Linked DNA regions of Mus musculus: region 1 is linked to region 2. A link is a loop called in an ENCODE intact Hi-C map of the cell type or tissue named here. Cell type or tissue: left cerebral cortex. All regions are shown on one strand. Each heading gives the region's core, and the rest is flanking DNA. Links, peaks and the distances in the headings are about the cores only. Region 1 overlaps Cyp2j6 (cytochrome P450, family 2, subfamily j, polypeptide 6). Region 2 has its middle 21 kb from the start of Cyp2j5.

Region 1 (8,670 bases), core at 328-8,327, 160 kb before region 2:
TGATGGTTTTCATTGAGCATCCCAAGGCAAATGTGTTTTATTTTTCTTTATCATAAATTGAGATGATGACAATAAACAGAGAAAATTACCCTCTATCCTTACTTCCACATTGTGTACAGTGTAACTTCTATGCAATTCCAAACAAAGGCTGAAGTAATATCCCTCCCCTGCAATTATGGCTGGCTTTTGTGTCTTGTTACCAAACTACAGAATACCTTTTAAAACTGGGCCTCACCAGGCCTGTGTGCTTCTGTACTTGCAGTCAGGACATAACCACCACCATGCGAAAGGAAAACTGGCTTACTAGAGGGTGAGAGATGATGAGAACTCTGCCCTTCCACTGAGATGATCATAGACCAGCACTCAGACAGAAAGCAAACAAAGAAAAGCCAAGCCACCAAACTATCTGGAAACCTGTGAGCAACAACTTGTTCTTACTAAGTGGTGTAGTTTGAGATGTTTGTTGTGCATCAAGATTATAACTGATACACAGGATAAGAAGTCAGTGAATCTTAAACTAGAAGGGTCGAGAACTATGGAGACCACTTAAAATTTTCCTGTAATTTAGGTACACTGGCATGTATATGGACAGCAATGGGCCTGGAGAAACATCTTCTTGTGGAAGCCATGAACAGTGATCTGCTCACATTCCTGTCACCCATCTCAGGAAATATCACACAAAATATTTATTTGAAATGTAAAAGGTGATATAACTTTACATTTTTCACATTGCATTGATCTTATTCATAAACTAAAAGAGGCATAGGGTAAAACCAAACAAAACTGTATCTAAGTTCAGTAAAAAGAAAAATAATGGTTAGAGTAAGTGAAATATGTAGCTAAGATTTTGTCCTGCAATTCAAAACTTCTGGGCAGAGTTCCTGTGTCATATCAGGTTTTCTATTAAAGGGAGTTGTGAACAGTGAACAAAGGGATAAAGAAGCCCAAATAAAAAAGACAAAGATATCAGAACTACACCCAGGGCAGCCCAGATCTGAGAAACACTGGCTCTGGATCCAGACTGGCAAGAGGGCATATTCAGGCTTCTCCTTTGCCGAGCCTCAGGGTCACGAGAAGTGGCACTGCCCCAAATAAACAAGAAAACTTGTTGACCTTGTCAACCATTGCAGTGTGGCTTCTGTGCAGCATTTAGTCACCTTCTGGAGGCAGTGTTAGGAAACACAAGCTTCAGTGTGAGAACATGTGATAGAGATTGAGTCCCAGGTGCAGTACATTTGACTAGGTCTGTGTCCTCATCTCTGCAGGGTTCAGTCATTTCATCCTGAAAGACTACAGTGAGGGGCTTCTCTGCTCATTATCTATTCTACTACTTTCATGTTCTAGGGTGTATATCTGACATATAATATATACTCAGTACACATTTATGGAACTAAAGAACTGTAAAATTATTTGAAAATATATGTTCTAAGCATAGAAGCCAATACCTGTAATGCAATAGAGAATTTTGTTACTGCAACAATTGTGTGCCTACAAGATTTTGTTCGTAATTGGCTGGCTAGAAAACACAAGAAAGAGTGAGAGTCATCACTATATCTCCTTCCCTGACTAGCAGGTTGCATTAACACAAAAATATAGAACTAGAATTTTAAAGCATGCTTAAAATTATAAAAGATAAAAGACAAAAGACTTGCCTTTTGAAAAGTTCTTGGATAGGTTAGAACCCAATCATGTTAAGAAAATGCTTTTCACAATCATTGCTTCATGTTTCCATTGTGGTGACTACTCCCCAATTTCTCATCATCATCTCATTATCAATCTATTCCATTTCCCTGTGTAGGTGCATCCTTTAAAAATAACTTGGGTCTAGCTGCATATGTATCAAAAGATGGCCTAGTCGGCCATCACTGGAAAGAGAGGCCCATTGGACATGCAAACTTTATATGCCCCAGTACAGGGGAACGCCAGGGCCAAAAAGGGGGAGTGGGTGGGTAGGGGAGTGGGGGTGGGTGGCTATGGGGGACTTTTGGTATAGCATTGGAAATGTAAATGAGCTAAATACCTAATAAAAAATGGAAAAAAAAAGAAAAAATGAAAAAAAATAACTTGGGACACTGAAAAACCTTATGAAGGTGGCACATATCCACCTTATTGAAGCAGAGCCAGAGTGTTGGTTTCTATCCTTAGTGTTTTGGAAAGGAGAATAAGGAAAACTGGAATTCCCAGCAGAGTCAAGGAAGGATGGGGATTAGGCTGAGTCGGAAGAAGTGGCAAGTCCAGGGAATACAGGATTGCAACCAAAGTCAAAATACAGTCAATTTGAGGCATCTGGGCACAAGAGGAGGGAGGAGCTGAGGTGGAGCACTGAACTCATTCCTCCTCATCACAACTCACCCATTGAGAAGGGCAGAAAGGATTCTCTCTTCTTAAACTGTCCATTCTCCAAAAAGTGCTCTGGATTGAACACATCTGGAGTGGCCCACTCTTTTGGGTCTCTGTGCAGTGCAGTTAGGTTTGTTAGAACCATTGTACCCTAGAAATGACAGCAAAGAGTCAAGGCTTGATATAAGGAACAAACCTGTAATGGCATAGGTAGTTCTCTAGTTCTGGCGCATTTATATTGAATTCCATATCTTTAATTCAATCTAAATGGGAATTGAAACATGCATTTAACATTTATACCCCCTTTACCTTTCACAGTACCTTCCTCTTTGTCTAGAAACCTTTACAATGAATGTAAGTGCCTGTTGGAGATTTAAAAGCCCATTAGCTTGCTCTTTAATGATTAACAATGTCTATAGGAGGAAGTTTATATGGTCTAGATAAACAACTTTTATCATCCAAAAGAGTATTATTTGGCAGAGAAGAATAAAAACCAGCCCGGCTACTTCCTACAATGAGGACAATGGCAGGTCCATGAAGCGGAATTGCGTGTCTTTCATCTCCATTCTTAGTCTTCAACATGGAGGCTTCTGAACCCAGTTTCTCAGCAGGGTTAGGAAAATATCTACATATCCAGTGAGACAAGACCAGGTCATCAGGCTTGCTGGCACTGTGCCAGGACTTTCCAGCATGTGTCTTTCCCTCACACTAACTCATGCTTCCTTCAGTGACTTGATAAGTCTTTCAAACTCTCTCATATCAATTATTGGTTCCCAGTGTCACCATAGTGCAGTCTTCCCTTGCTTTCTTAGACCCAAGAACATGACTTAGCCACCCCACAGTGTTCACTTCCCATCATTTTCTTTACCAACTCTGTAGTATGTCTTCATCAACTTATGCTAGTATCTGTGAAGACAATCACAGGATAATCAACTAATGGTAGTAGACATTTCCTGACTGTGGATGGCACCATTCTACAAGCTGATGGCCTGAATGAAATAGAAAGAGTGGAAGTGAGGAAAAAAAATCTCCTGCTGACTTTTTCCTCTGCTTCTTGGCTAACCTTATGTGATTAGATTGGCTCTTTCACCAACCCACTTCCACACTGAACTGAAAAGTTGGGAATTTTGTCACAGCCAACAAATGTTTGACTTGATCACCTATGGTGAAATAAAAAGAATAGAAAGAATTTAAACTTTTGGAGCATGGAGGGTATAACTTTCAGGAAACCCTGTGCAGAGTGTTAAGAGATCTGGGAGATGTGATAGGGATTCAGTCCATTAAAATGGGTAATTTAACAGAGACTCATATAGAAACATTGAAGGAGATTTTTTTTCATGTCAAAATAATGCAAGTCCTATGGAGGAACTATGGCATGGCCAGAATGACCAGAACACGGGTGGTTCTGTATCCCCAGTCTTCTATTTTATAGTAGAGAGATTTTATGCAGACCAAATTTCCTTAAGCCTCAATTTTCCAATCTCAAAATGAGATTGATTGTTATTCTGAAAAGTTGAAAAGTCATTTTGAAGGAGAGAAGATTCTAAAGCACACACACACACACACACACACACACACACACACACACACACACACATATATATATATATATATATATATATATATATATATATATATATATATATATATATATCAGTTGTGTATAAATTAACACTGGAACAAAGCCTGTGGGTCTCTGTTTTAGAAATAACAGTCTCACCATGATGGTAGTGCAAGTTTCTCAAAATTTATTCACATTTCAAATTCTGTATTTCAAGGATTGTGGAGAAATATTTTCTAACCCCAGTCGGGCAGCTCTTCAGTCTTGAGAATGCCTCTCTGGAGTAAAGTCATGTAGCAGAGAACTGCTGACTGCTAGAGCCCACATTAGCATAGGAAGATGCTCAGATGACTTTAGCAAATAAAGCCAGGCTTTGCTTAAACATATTTGACCAAGGAGTCATCTTTCCCACTATATATGTAAATATCTGTTTAGATGCACGGAGGTAATGAATACTTTAGCAGACATAATATGCCTCTGCTGATTTAAGTAATCCTGAGGCAGGAATACATGTCACATTTACCTTAGGTTCACAGGAGGATATAAAAAGTGGACTGGTGTGTATAAAGCTGGAAGTCCATAGTTACCTTTGGCAGATGAAATCCATTCAAATTGGTATCCATTGCTACTTCCCTGGGAACATTCAAGGGGATGATATTGCCCATCCTCTGCACCTCGTGGATGACAGCATTGGTATAGGGCATGGATTCTCTATCAGCAAGTCTTGCTGCCCTCTTCTGGCCAATCACCCTATCAATCTCTGCCTGTACTTTTTCTAAAAGTAAACAGAAGGGTCTATTAAAATTTTAATTTAATGATTTCTTCTAACAATATACAAGCTGTCTATGAGACCTTATCAGCTTTTATTTAATTTTAGTGTCCTGACTACAAAGAAATATGTCTTTAACCCTTCAAAGGATTGAATTAAAAAAAAAACTCCATAACTCTCTTTGAACCTACAACATAATTATAACTTTACATATATCCTGAACTGAGTAACTGTGATCAGCATTACTAATCTCAGAGAAAAATCTATTGAGGCATGAATACTTTCATTACAGTGGATTATAAACAACTCACATTCATGTTTCATAGTCCTAGAGCTGGGGAATTCTAAAACAGGGCACCAAGAAATTTCTCATCTGATAGCAACAATTTTCTGTCTCATAGATGGAAAAGCTTTGTTTTCTCTTCATGTCATAGAAAAAATAACTATCTTATGTAATTTTTTAAAAAATAATACTCTTCAGTGGAGGGTTCTTATGGCATGATAGTGGAGGTCAAAGGGCATCTTGTTGTAGCTCTTTCTCTTCTACCATGAGGTTTTTGGGAACTACACTTATGGCAGATGAGTTATTAACAAGATTCTTTGTCTCTTTGCCTGTCTCCCTTGTTTCTTCTGTATTTCTTTCAAAGGCATTAATTCCCTTCTTAGGACTAATCAACTTCTAACATCATACCATTGGTAATAAGGTTGTAATAAGTAAATTAATGGAGAATGCATAAATATTCACACCACAATAAATCAGTAGACTATAATTTCTTAAGATATTGTTGGACAACACTGTTAAAGAAATTCTTAACAGTTCAGATTCCACATCTGACTAATGAGAATAATTATGTCTTATCCAAAATACAGTTTGAAATTTCTATGCATAAGTAGATTCATACTAATAAATAGTAATGATTGTTAGCTATCTTCCAAAATGTCAGTACAGGTTGAACAGTTATCCAGTGGGAAATTCTTAACTTCTGGAATGTGTAGTCAGTCAATGATCATGTGACTAAGTTTTGGCAAGTAAAACACAAACAGACAGCTGATCCCAGTGGCATATCCCTTTAATCCCAATATTTGTGAGACAGGGTAGTTAGGTCTCTGAGTTCCAGGACAGCTTGGTTAACAAAATGAGTTCTGTGACAATCTGGGCTACACAGTGAAAGCCTGCCTTGAAAAGTCAAAAATTTGTAAATAAACACATTTTTTTCATCTTTGGAACATGGTCTGATACAACAGGGTGTCTACTTTTCTCTTTTCCCTTCTAGGGAAAGGAGTACTCAGGGTTGCCCACTTACAGAGAGCTAAGCTTTACTTTAGCTTCAATTCAGCAACAATTTAAAGGGAATTTGTAACAAAAAGCCTATTACAAAATCCAGCTTAGAGATTTGTCCTGACAGAGAAATAAATGTCTAGCAATTACACTACTGTCTATACAAAAATGAACTGGTAGTAAAATATATTTGACATAAAACTTGTCACAATAACAATTTTTCATTTATATTCTATATATGTAGCCAAATAACCTTAAACTGTGACAGCCCTGCCTCAAGCTCTTCAAGTATTTTGACTAATGTTGGGTACCACCAATCACAATTCTTGTCAGAATTTTTAACTGCACAGTTCAATAATATTAAATGTGTTCCTATTCTGTAAGCAGTGGCTAGTTCTTTTCCATCTTGGAAAATTGAAACTCTGATATTATACAATTGGTGGTTCTCCCCTCTTCCATTCAGTCATTTTGGATAGATATCTAACTATTCAACATAACTAATTTGGGTTGCATAGGTCAGTTCATGTGATTCATTGATTGGTTATTTAACTTAGGGCAATGTCCTAATAACTCGTACATTACTAGATGACCATCAGAACTTCTTTCTCTCAAGATGAAGTGCTGCTCTAACTCATGCAGCCATTTGTGGTCAATGAACAATCTTGATAGTTCTATCCCTTGACTATTATGTATATTTCAAAATGAACACCAGTGTAAATTTTCATGTAAATCTACTGATATTTTGAAGCTGCTATTCTAGAGGTCAAGTATGTATGCTAGCTTTAAAACCTAAAAATATTACTGCTCAGGTAAATATGTATTTTACTTGAAACTCAAGATGCATACACTTAAATACAGGTACATATATGCATTTTGCATTCATAAAAAAATATATGGGCATGGAAAATAACGTGAGTAAAGGGTTTGCCATGCAAGCATGAGGACTTGAGTCTGACTCTTATAATTCATGGGTAAAATCTGGATATGGTAGCATGCATTTCTAATTGCAGGGCACTAAGAGGTGGCAACAGGCAGATCCCATGGCTCACTGAGCAGACACTGACTGTAGTTTCCTTGACAATATCTATTGCTTCCACATGTTTATAAACAAATACACACACACACACACACACACAGAGAGAGAGAGAGAGAGAGAGAGAGAGAGAGAGAGAGAGGGAGAGAGAGAGAGAGAGAGATGAATTGTTCTATAAAATTTTCTTTACCACAAGGAAGCATTCTGAATTTTTCTATGCAATTGTTTTCTTAAGGCAAAAACATAGGGCTTCCATCTATGAAATATATTTTATATCTAGTAAACTGTTGCTAAACATTCAAAGAACAAAAACAATAACAAAACAAGAAGAGCAAAAACAAAGCACATGTCCTATAACAGAAAAAAAATATTTCTATCCTCAAATCATTAAATTTGCTAGAATCTGATGGAATAAAAATGATAGGATGGACCACTTTCCCTGACAGATGCCAGTGAGTGAAGAAAAAAACAATGTGTTAAGCAGAACCCCAGCATACTATTCAGTGATCTCTGGAGGAAAAGAATGACAGTTATTCCCAAGTTATCAAATCCATGGAGGAATTTGAAATGACTTGGAAAAGCAATATCTTTCTATTCTTCTATGATTGGGGAACATTGTAACAGAATAATGGTAGTAGAGTGAAAATGTAATACCATGGCTTAGAGGCACAAATAAGGACCGGGCCAAGATAGGACATATAGAGTAGGATAGGTACCATGGTGGGTGGAAGGATCTGAAGCAGGAAAGGCAGAAAGGTGATATGATGGTGTATAGAATACCAGAATAATAATTTTGAACAGAGTGCAGGATAAAATGGAAGGGGTCTACTAAAAAAGGAAGAAGGAGAAGAGTGGACGCACTCTGTCCATGTCTGCACCCTTGGGACCTATCTCAGTCCTGACAGAACATGCAGAAGACATTCCCATTCCCAAGTACACACTGCCTCACAGCTATGCCACACCCTTTCTCTGCACCATCTTCTGGTCTTCTCTAAGCCATAGATTCCAGAAGAAGAATTTGGCTCTGTCAGGTACAGTCACAATATGCTCACCTTGGACTTCTGGGTAGAGGGCCATGTAGAGCAGAGCCCAGCGTAATGTAGTTGATGTTGTCTCTGTTCCAGCAAAGAAGAGGTCCAAAGTGCTGCAGATAAGGTTTTCTTCATTGAAACTTGTAGTCTTCTCTGGGTACTAGAAAAGACAGCGTTTAGTTAGAAAGTTTGTGATTATTAAATACACAGGTTCTGAACCTGGGTAACAAATGCAAATGCTGCTATTTGAAGTGATGTTATCTTTAATCTCCTCAGGACACAATGAAATTGTAAGAGTTATCATGGTCCAAATACAAGAAGATTGACACATAGGGTCTTCTTCAGCCTTAGTAATGAGTTCAGAAGGATTTATTTGAAAATAATATTGCCTTGACCTCATTATAAGGCTTTTTTTTTCTCCAACTGCTATAGACTGACCAAAAGCTTCTAGTAGTTGAGTGGACTAATATCAAGAAACTATTTTCTATGTGACTATACTTTTGGAATAGTCACAATGCAAACATGACAGGATAAACCCACCCACAGATATTTAGCTTCCATTATCAGCTAAGTCACTAAGTCACTATATGATTTTTTAAACATTCATTTCACATTTATCTGTTTCAGTCTATAAAATGAGGATAACACATACCCTTA
Region 2 (8,670 bases), core at 367-8,366:
CAATCATCTTTGGAAAGTCAAGGTAGCAGGAACTTGAAGCAACTTAATTTGGTACATCCACAGAGGGCAGTGAATTACACCATGCATGCTGGCAGCAACTGCTCTGCTCCTGTTTTCCACAGCAAAGTCTCTTTCCCAGGGAATGGCGCCACCCAGAGGATCAGATGTTCCCTCTGCAATTAACATAATCAAGATCCTCTCTTACAGACATCCCTTAGGCCAAACTAATTTATAAATCCTTCATTGAGATTCTCTTCCAAGGTCATCATAAACTGTGTGCAGTGGAGCATTAGAACAACCCATCACAGATGGCTTGATTATAAACTCATCAAGAAGTTTCACAGTGGAAAATATGTAGCCTCTCAATAAAACTGGGGAGCTGTTAACATATGAATGAAGAAAGAGACTAAAGGGTCAAAAATATGTCTATATATCTATATTTATATTTAAATTCATGCTAACACATATAGCATGTTTTATATGTAGAATGAAATATGAAAATTGTATATACACATATGTTTGTACACACAAACACATATATACACACACAAGAATACTATGAATACACACATTTATACTTATATGAACATACATATGTTGTTAAGCACACATATCCCAGCTGACAGATGATAAGAACTGTGGAAAAGGAATATAGCAGACAGATTAGAAAAACTGGAAGCAGGCTTTGGTATTTTGTATTTTACCTCTGTGTTGTTCCACATAAAGTTAGGATGTTAAAGACCATAACAAGTTAGCTCAATAAATGGATTGTTGAAGCAACTATTACTGTGACTTAGGCCCTGTGATAAGGTGTGTAGGCTATTTTTACTTGGCCATAGTTCAGTGTAAGTGGCAAGAGCATAAATAGGTTTATTATAGCTGATAAGCATGTTTTCTTCCTCTCTCACAGATGTTTATTGAGCCTTTATTAAGGGTGAGGCTGTCTTACTCCTGTTTGCTTGTCTATATAGGCAACAGGGTCCTGAACAAATGTCCTGGCTCTTTTCAAATTTATGTGTACATTGGAGAAAGCTCATAATCAACTAATAACAGACATGAAAATCAGATAACCCTGAATATATTGAGAAAAATCAGTCAAGATTCAACAAACAAGTGCTACTGCTGACCTCTAGATGTTTTGTGGCCATACAGGTCTTTCTGACCAGGAACAACAATTCACATTTGAATACTATGGATCCAGAAATGCTAACTGCAGTTAAAGGGAGGAGATAGATTCCTTGGGCTCTAGAGCTTACTGTGTCCTTGTATCTGGACTGAAGCCATACCTCTTAAAAAGCACATTAGTTGCTATTTCTCACAAAAGTAAAGTTTCTCTCTCTGTTTTCTACCTATTTATCTCACACACACACATCTATCATCTATAGCTATCACATATCTGTCTATCATCTATTACCTACCTATCATTCTATCAATCTGTCTGCCTATCATCTACTATCTATCTATCTATCTATCTATCTATCTATCTATCTATCTATTTATCTATCTATTGATCATCTGTCCAGCTGTCTGTCTATCAATCACCAACCTATCTATCACTAGTTATGGGGAATTTTCATTGGTTTTAATATTACTATTGATATTGAAATTACAGAAATGTAGTTATTTGTGTTAATAAATTTTAATGTTAGGTATCTCACTCCACTCTGATTTGTTTTAGATATTTTCTGGCAATTCTTTTGTTTGCTTTTAAGACAATCTTTCTATGTAGCACTAACTGGCCTGGAACTTGCTGTATAGACTAGACTAACTTCAAACTTGTGGCTATTCTCTTGTCTTAGCCTCTTAACTGTTGGGATTACTGGTGTGTAGCACCAGGTTAAGTTTTCTAAGCATTCTTTAATTGTGATTTTCATTATCCCCTTAGGCATCCTGTAGCCTAGCAAGTAGGAAGTTCTCAGAGTATCTTGGTGAGTTAACTATCCAGTCTGCTTCCCTCTCAGGTTTTCTTTTCAGGGGTGAGAACTCCATTCCTCTGATCCTGGGGCTGAAACGTCTGATGTGTGTTGCTTAGTTCCTAAACTTAAATGTGAATTACCAAATACAACTGAATCTAACCTCAAAATAGATTGATCTTCCAGCCTCTTCACACCATCTCCGCTGCTAAAGCCCTCAGCTCTTCCTGTGCTTATCCTGTGGACATTCATGCCTATTCTTCCTGGAGTACCTCATTATAAACAAAATCAGATTGTATCAGAGAGCTATTCAAACAGCTGTCTACCAGTTTCTCCTAAAGGTTTCACCATATCCAGAATGGCCCCTATGATTTGGGCTTTGTAATCCCCCAGACCTTTGTAATCACTACATCCTGTTAATTCTCCTGTAGTCATTCTCCCTCAGTGAGGCAGCAGGCATATGCCAGTCTCATAATTCCTTCCCCACTTGCAGCCTCAGTAGCTAGGTGGCTTTATACACATGTCCTTAGAAGCTTTGCTCAAAAACCAGCTCAACTGGGTTTCTTCAGTCACTTGCACAAACCTCACCCCTCTCCTTTCAGCAGTTTCACGCAGCCCAGATCACATCTGGATCTATTCTACTTCCCACTAGAAACTTAACTCCTCAAGGACAATTTTCAGCCTGCTGGGGTCTTGGTGATATTGCTAGTGATTAGACACAGTAAACACTCAAGAGTTGTTTTTTGCTGACTAAGTCCATAGATTTAAAAAATATATTCATACTCTGAAGTAAATACCCAAAAATCAAAAGAGTGCATCAAAGATTTTAGAAGATTAGAGTTCATAAGGTAAAAATAGAATAATCTATACTAGCAGAAGTGTTTGTTACAGTCTCATTAGCCCCAAAACTATTGCTAACTATGAAAATTTAATCTTTAAAATTATAACTATGCCGTCGGAGACCTGTGGTTTTTATCTACAGCTGGCAACCACTGGAACATTTTAAAATAAATTTTAGAAATGAATTTGGTGTAAAGAAGGTGACACAGGCAAATTGAGACCTGGGGGACAAACATTTTTCCAAGTGATCTAACCATTTAGTGGCGAAGACAGGATTTGGACACAATGCTATCTAGCTATTTTTATTTCACAACTGTGTTCCTTCTGGCCACGTTCCTCCTTAGGGATTATTTTTCATATCTGCAAAGCAATTCTTTAGAACGAATGTCAGTGGCTGCTGCTGAGCCTTGGGCAACAGCCTCAGTGTGAATTATCTGTGAAGTTGAAAACTAGAAGAACACATTGGAATTCAACCTGGAGAATATCAAGTCATAATAAAAACTCTAAAAGTATTATTATTGTTTCTAAAAGTGCATTCAGACAACACCGAACAGCACCCAAGAGCAGTGATTTGGAAAATTCACTGGAAATTTGGTTGCCAGCACATATGAGATAGGACAGCTTTGTATTATAATACCCTCTTGTGGTCATAATGTGAAACTACAAAACAAGCCATATTCCTTAGATGCTGGAAATGAGCTTTTCCTGTTTTCTTCCAAACACTATGCTTCACACATAAGTGGTGGGCAAAACTCTGCCCATACCAGTGTATTTATTGAAAAACAAGTGATTTGAAGTGACTTCAGGAAAAGGCAAGGACTCGTTAGCTAACACAGCATTCCCAGCTCTTTGTGATCTGAGTCGAATGCTTCCTTCCTTCCTTCCTTCCTTCCTTCCTTCCTTCCTTCCTTCCTTCCTCCCTCCCTCCCTTCCTGCCTTCCTTCCTGACTTCCAACTAAAGCCATCTGTTTCCTGCTCACCGAAGTTCTAATTATATGGACTTGTGGTGTCAACACATTATGCCACCACATCGATTGCAGCCTATCTCTATCTGGGAAGCTCAGGTAAAACATTTGTAGACACTGACAGTCCACTATGTGAGAGTCAGACAGTGTTTGGTTTGGCTTTTGTATCTCCCAAAGCCTAGGATCTCAAGAAACGGAGTACACTTTGTGATTTAAAATATTCTTTTTGGAGGAGAGTGGTGGTGATTGAATGTAAGGCCTTGTGCATGCTAAGCAAGCACTCATCCATTTTTACCACTGAGGTACATCCCCAGCCCATGTAAATGTACATATGTATATTTATAACATGTACATGCATATAGATAGATAGATAGATAGATAGATAGATAGATAGATAGATAGACAGATATAGTCTCATTCAAGGTTTCATCTAATGCTGAAATTTCCATGTAGCCAAAACTGATATTGAATTCTCAAAACTTGAACTTCCACCTCCCAGGTGTTGGGATTATCTCCAAGTACTAGCACCCATAGCCTAAAATGTTATTACTTTCAATTTAAACTAAGAACTTTATGCTATTAAAAACAACTTGCTCCAGCTCCTGTTTACAACTTGAGGCACTTAAGTAGCCCATTGATGGATTTCCAATTAAGTTTTTACTTCTTCAATCAGCTACCCAGTAGGAGTTAGAATGGGATTTCCAAACAAATTCACTAGGCTTGGGATGTCTGTCTCCTGCTAGAGTTACTTCAGATGGCTGAATTCTATGCACCTATAACACAGGTTTATTTAGATGACAATAGTACATATTCATAAGCCATGTATGGTACAGACTGCACAAACAATACTTACATATCTTATGCAGAATCTAAAGTAGACCTTATATTGTCATATTTTCAATGAGAGGAGAGTTATTTTTGCACTTTTGAGATTTTTAGGTCAACATTCTTCTACTTTTAGCTTGTTTGGGTGCCTCATTTCAATGATTGCTGTATTATTATTATTACTATTATTATGCTTAGTGTATATTGTGTACGTGTTTAGGTGTGTGGGTGACTTTGTGGAAGTTATGTTATCACTTTCCACCTAATATTTTGAAATAGGAACTGCCACTGATCTATTTGCCTGACTAGCTCCCAGTAAGGCCCAGGAACTCGCCTGTCTCCATCCTTCCAATGCTGGGTTTACAGGTGCATACCACTACATCTGGCTTTTATGTGGGTGCTGGAGATCCAAACTCGTGTCCTTGTGTTTATGTAGTGTGCACTTTACCAACAGAGCCACATCCCCAGTCCTGCAATACTATTATTATCAAATTCTTTCAATGTCCCAGGGAGAGTCTAGTATACCATTGGTGCAAATAAATCTCCCTTGGAAACTATTGATTTAAAGAAACAAAATTCTCCAGGCTTCAGAGGTTCAGATGTTTCTACTCTGCCTCTGAATATTGTGTTCCTGTTTTTGACAGACTTGGTCTCAGGACTCTGAGATGAATTGTGAATCCATGGAGGAACACTCACTTTCCCATCTCTGTGCCCTTGCACATGCATGAGTTAACCTTGAACACCTTTCCCTGAGATGTACTCATGAATGAGTCCCCAACTATATGTATATATTTTTTTATATTTTATTCTCTCCCCCACTCCTACATGCTTGCATCTCAGCATGCGTGGGAAAGGTATAGGACAAGTTTTGAAAGTTCTTTCTTTCCACCATGGAATCAATCAAACTCAGATCTTTAGGCTTGCAATAGGAGCTCTGTTACCCTCAGAGTCATCTCAGTGGGCTAATGCCAGTGTATTTCTGGCAAAACCACATGACCCACTCTGTGGACAAGAACAAATACAGAGTGGGAAAGATCCAGAGTCCCAGCCTGCTCTTACTAGTCATCATAGCACCAACCCCTGGGCATCTCCAGATCCTCAGTCTTTTTTATTTTCCATAATACTTAAATTTTTGTTTATTTATTCATCTATTTATTCACTTGACATCCCAATTGCAGCTCCCACTTTCCTCCCAGTCTCCCCTCACACAGCTGCTTCCACATTCTTCCCTCTCCTTCTCCTTTGAGAAGGGGGAGGTTCCACCTTGATGCACCAAGTCACTGCAGGACTAGGCACATCTGCTACCACTGTGGCCAAGTAAGACAGCCCAGTTAGGGAAATAGGATCCACAAGCAGGTAACAGTGAGGAACCTACCATGCTCAAATTGTTGGGGGACCCACATAAAGACCTAGCAGCACACATGCTACATATGTGTTGGGATGGGGGTTAGTTCTAGCCCATGCTTGCTCTTTGGTTGATGATTCAATCTCTTGGAGCTCCCAAGAGTCCAGGATAGTTGATGCTGTTGGTCTTCCTGTGGAGTTCCTTTCTTCTTCATGTCTGTCAATCTTCCAGCTCTTCCAAAAGACTCCCCATGGGGCCCCCATCTGTTTGGCTGTGGCTCTCTTCATCTGTTTAGGTCAGCTGCTGGAGGGAACCTCTCAAAAGATAGTTATGCTAGACTCCTGTCTGCAAGCATAATGGAGTATCATTAATAATGTCAGGAATTTGTTCCTGCCCATGGGATGGTTTCCAGTTGGGGCACTCATTGGTTAGCTGTTCCTTCATTCTCTATCTTTGTAACTCAGATCCAAAAGGACATGTATGATATGTACTCACTTATAAGTGGATGTTAGCCATAAAGAACAGGATAACTATTCAACATTCCATAGATCCAAATAGCAAGGAGGGCTCCAGGGAGTATGCTTGAATCTCACTTAGAAGGGGAAATAAAATAGAGGGAAGAAAATGAGGTGGGGGGTCAGGTGCAGAGAGAGAGAGCTTGGGAGGGAGGGCTGGGGGAATAAATGAAAACTGGCTGTAGGGTTTAGGAAGCATTTTTTGGATGTGCCAGAGACATGGGGAGGCTCCAAATAATTTATGACTCTAACTGAAACTCTTAGTAATGGATGAGCCTAGAGTGGCCACCTACTATATCCAGGCAGGATTCCCAGTGAAGGGATAAAGACATCAACCCACCCACAAAGCATTTCCACCAAATTGTTCTGCCTAAAAGTAGTGGGGGCACAAAGACTGAACAGATTCTTAGTGTTGACTCTGTCCATATTTTGCAACTTACATTCATTAATTTAGAATGGTAGCTTAGCTTTCCTAGAAACACTATGGATTCTGTCTCCTCCTACAATTTCCCCATACTGCCACCCAAATCATGAATCTGACTACTCCATTATGCTCACAGTAGAAAGAGAAGTTAAGTCTGTTTTTTTCTCACCACTGTGCGGGGCAAGGCACAGGAATTGCTGTGCTGCTTTAACTAAGCAATACCACTCTCTAGGATCACTGTGGGACTCTTGACGGATTGACTGACACAGAAATATAATGAACTTCCATGAGGCTGTCTTTGTGCCTGTGAGGATCACAAAGGCAGGTTTTCTCAGTAGGGCTTCCACTGAGCCAATCAACTGAGCAATCCCAAGGGAAGTCTGCTTAACATTGCCATAATGAACTCTGAGTCACAGGGGCCAACTGGTTGCTAATTCTCTATGCATATGGTACTCTTTCTTGTTAAACTTCCCTAGAGCTCCTCGGCTTATTTAACTTTCTTTAATAACCAGCAGATGGCTTCTGTCTGGGCAGTCATCAAGTGGTGCTTAGTGGTGGCAGATTCAAGAGGAGGCATGGGACTTGTTAGGGGTGGGGATCCAGATGCTGACTTGCAGAATGCCAGGTGAAGTTATCAGGCATTGTCTAATTGGTGTTGAAGGCAGTGAGGACCACTGAGAGTAGATGATGCCTTCCTGGAAGAGGGAGACTAGTGCTCAGCAACTTATGCAAATTAGCAAAGGCAAAGGTTGCGGGACTCAGGTATTGCTGTAAAATAGAAGCTGGTTACTTTCTGAGCCTTCAGCATTACTTATGATGTCCTAGGCATATGAGGGTTTTGTTAATGTAGAACAAATATAAACTGGGAATCGTCATTTATTCATCTATTTAAATACTCAAAAGATTTGGTATTACCTTGCAGTGCATCAGTTTATATCCAGGGTACACAGCACTCGGGATCTAACAGCGAATAATAAATGCTCTCCTCTATTTTAAGAAAATAATGCTTGAAGGCTGGTGAGATGGCTCAGTGGGTAAGAGCACCCGACTGCTCTTCCGAAGGTCCGGAGTTCAAATCCCAGCAACCACATGGTGGCCCACAACCATCCATAACAAAATCTGACTCCCTCTTCTGGAGTGTCTGAAGACAGTGACAGTGTACTTATATATAATAAATAAATAAAATCTTTTTAAAAAAGAAAATAATGCTTAATCATGGATTTTTATTGCATTTTAAATTTTATATTTTTATCTTTGATTGACAAATCATAACTGAATGGAGTTATAGGGAAAGGGATGATTTTTTTGATATATGCAGATAATGTGGCATATATACAAGTTAGTGTATCCATGAAGTATAATCAGCAGATAAGTAGCTCATTTAGCTTTAGTGGTAGACACTTAATGACAGCCATGAGTAAAGTAGATGTGGAACACCAGGAAGACAGTGAAACTCCAGTTTATGTAGCTAACAGATGAGGAGAAAAAACATGAGCAAGTGGGGGTTAATCTCAACACTACCCTTGGGTCTGCCCATGTACTTTATGTATAAAGACTGCAAGACATGACAGACAAAAGGGGATCCTGTCAGAGCGTGGGTGAATGCTCACATGAATGCTCAGTGAGCCCCTCTCCAAAGGAGATTCATTGTCTAGTGTTGAGTTTGGGAAGCACCAAAGCATGTGTCCAACAGATATTTCTTGACCTTGTGCTAGATGCTGCTCTATAGACTAGATCTCAAATTATAAAGAGCAAAAGAACAGGCTGTTCTAGTGCTGGAGGAAAAAACAATTGAGAAGACTGAAAATTGCATGCATGATGTCCTCTCAAGCAGTGATCAGAA

The links. Peaks named below come from ENCODE experiments on the same cell type or tissue, not always from the same donor. Only the 100,000 strongest peaks of a DNase experiment are listed, where the experiment ranks them.
Region 1: a loop joins it to region 2, with 3 times the contacts of the local background. A loop is called at or near these places in 6 of 42 quality-filtered maps.

What each region holds. Positions count from the first base shown.
Region 1 is chr4:96,521,351-96,530,020 of GRCm38, forward strand. Cyp2j6 (cytochrome P450, family 2, subfamily j, polypeptide 6) reads right to left here. Exons shown (of 9, transcript NM_010008.4): 6 at 8,035-8,173; 7 at 4,489-4,676; 8 at 2,353-2,491. Among named protein-coding and RNA genes, the nearest start is that of Cyp2j8, 18 kb to the left of the region's middle. In left cerebral cortex, for the core only: a CTCF peak has its summit at 4,645 (motif pointing left); a DNase peak (open chromatin) is centred at 4,616.
Region 2 is chr4:96,680,297-96,688,966 of GRCm38, forward strand. No RefSeq gene overlaps it. Among named protein-coding and RNA genes, the nearest start is that of Cyp2j5, 21 kb to the left of the region's middle. In left cerebral cortex, for the core only: a CTCF peak has its summit at 3,396 (motif pointing left); DNase peaks (open chromatin) are centred at 3,342 and 6,793.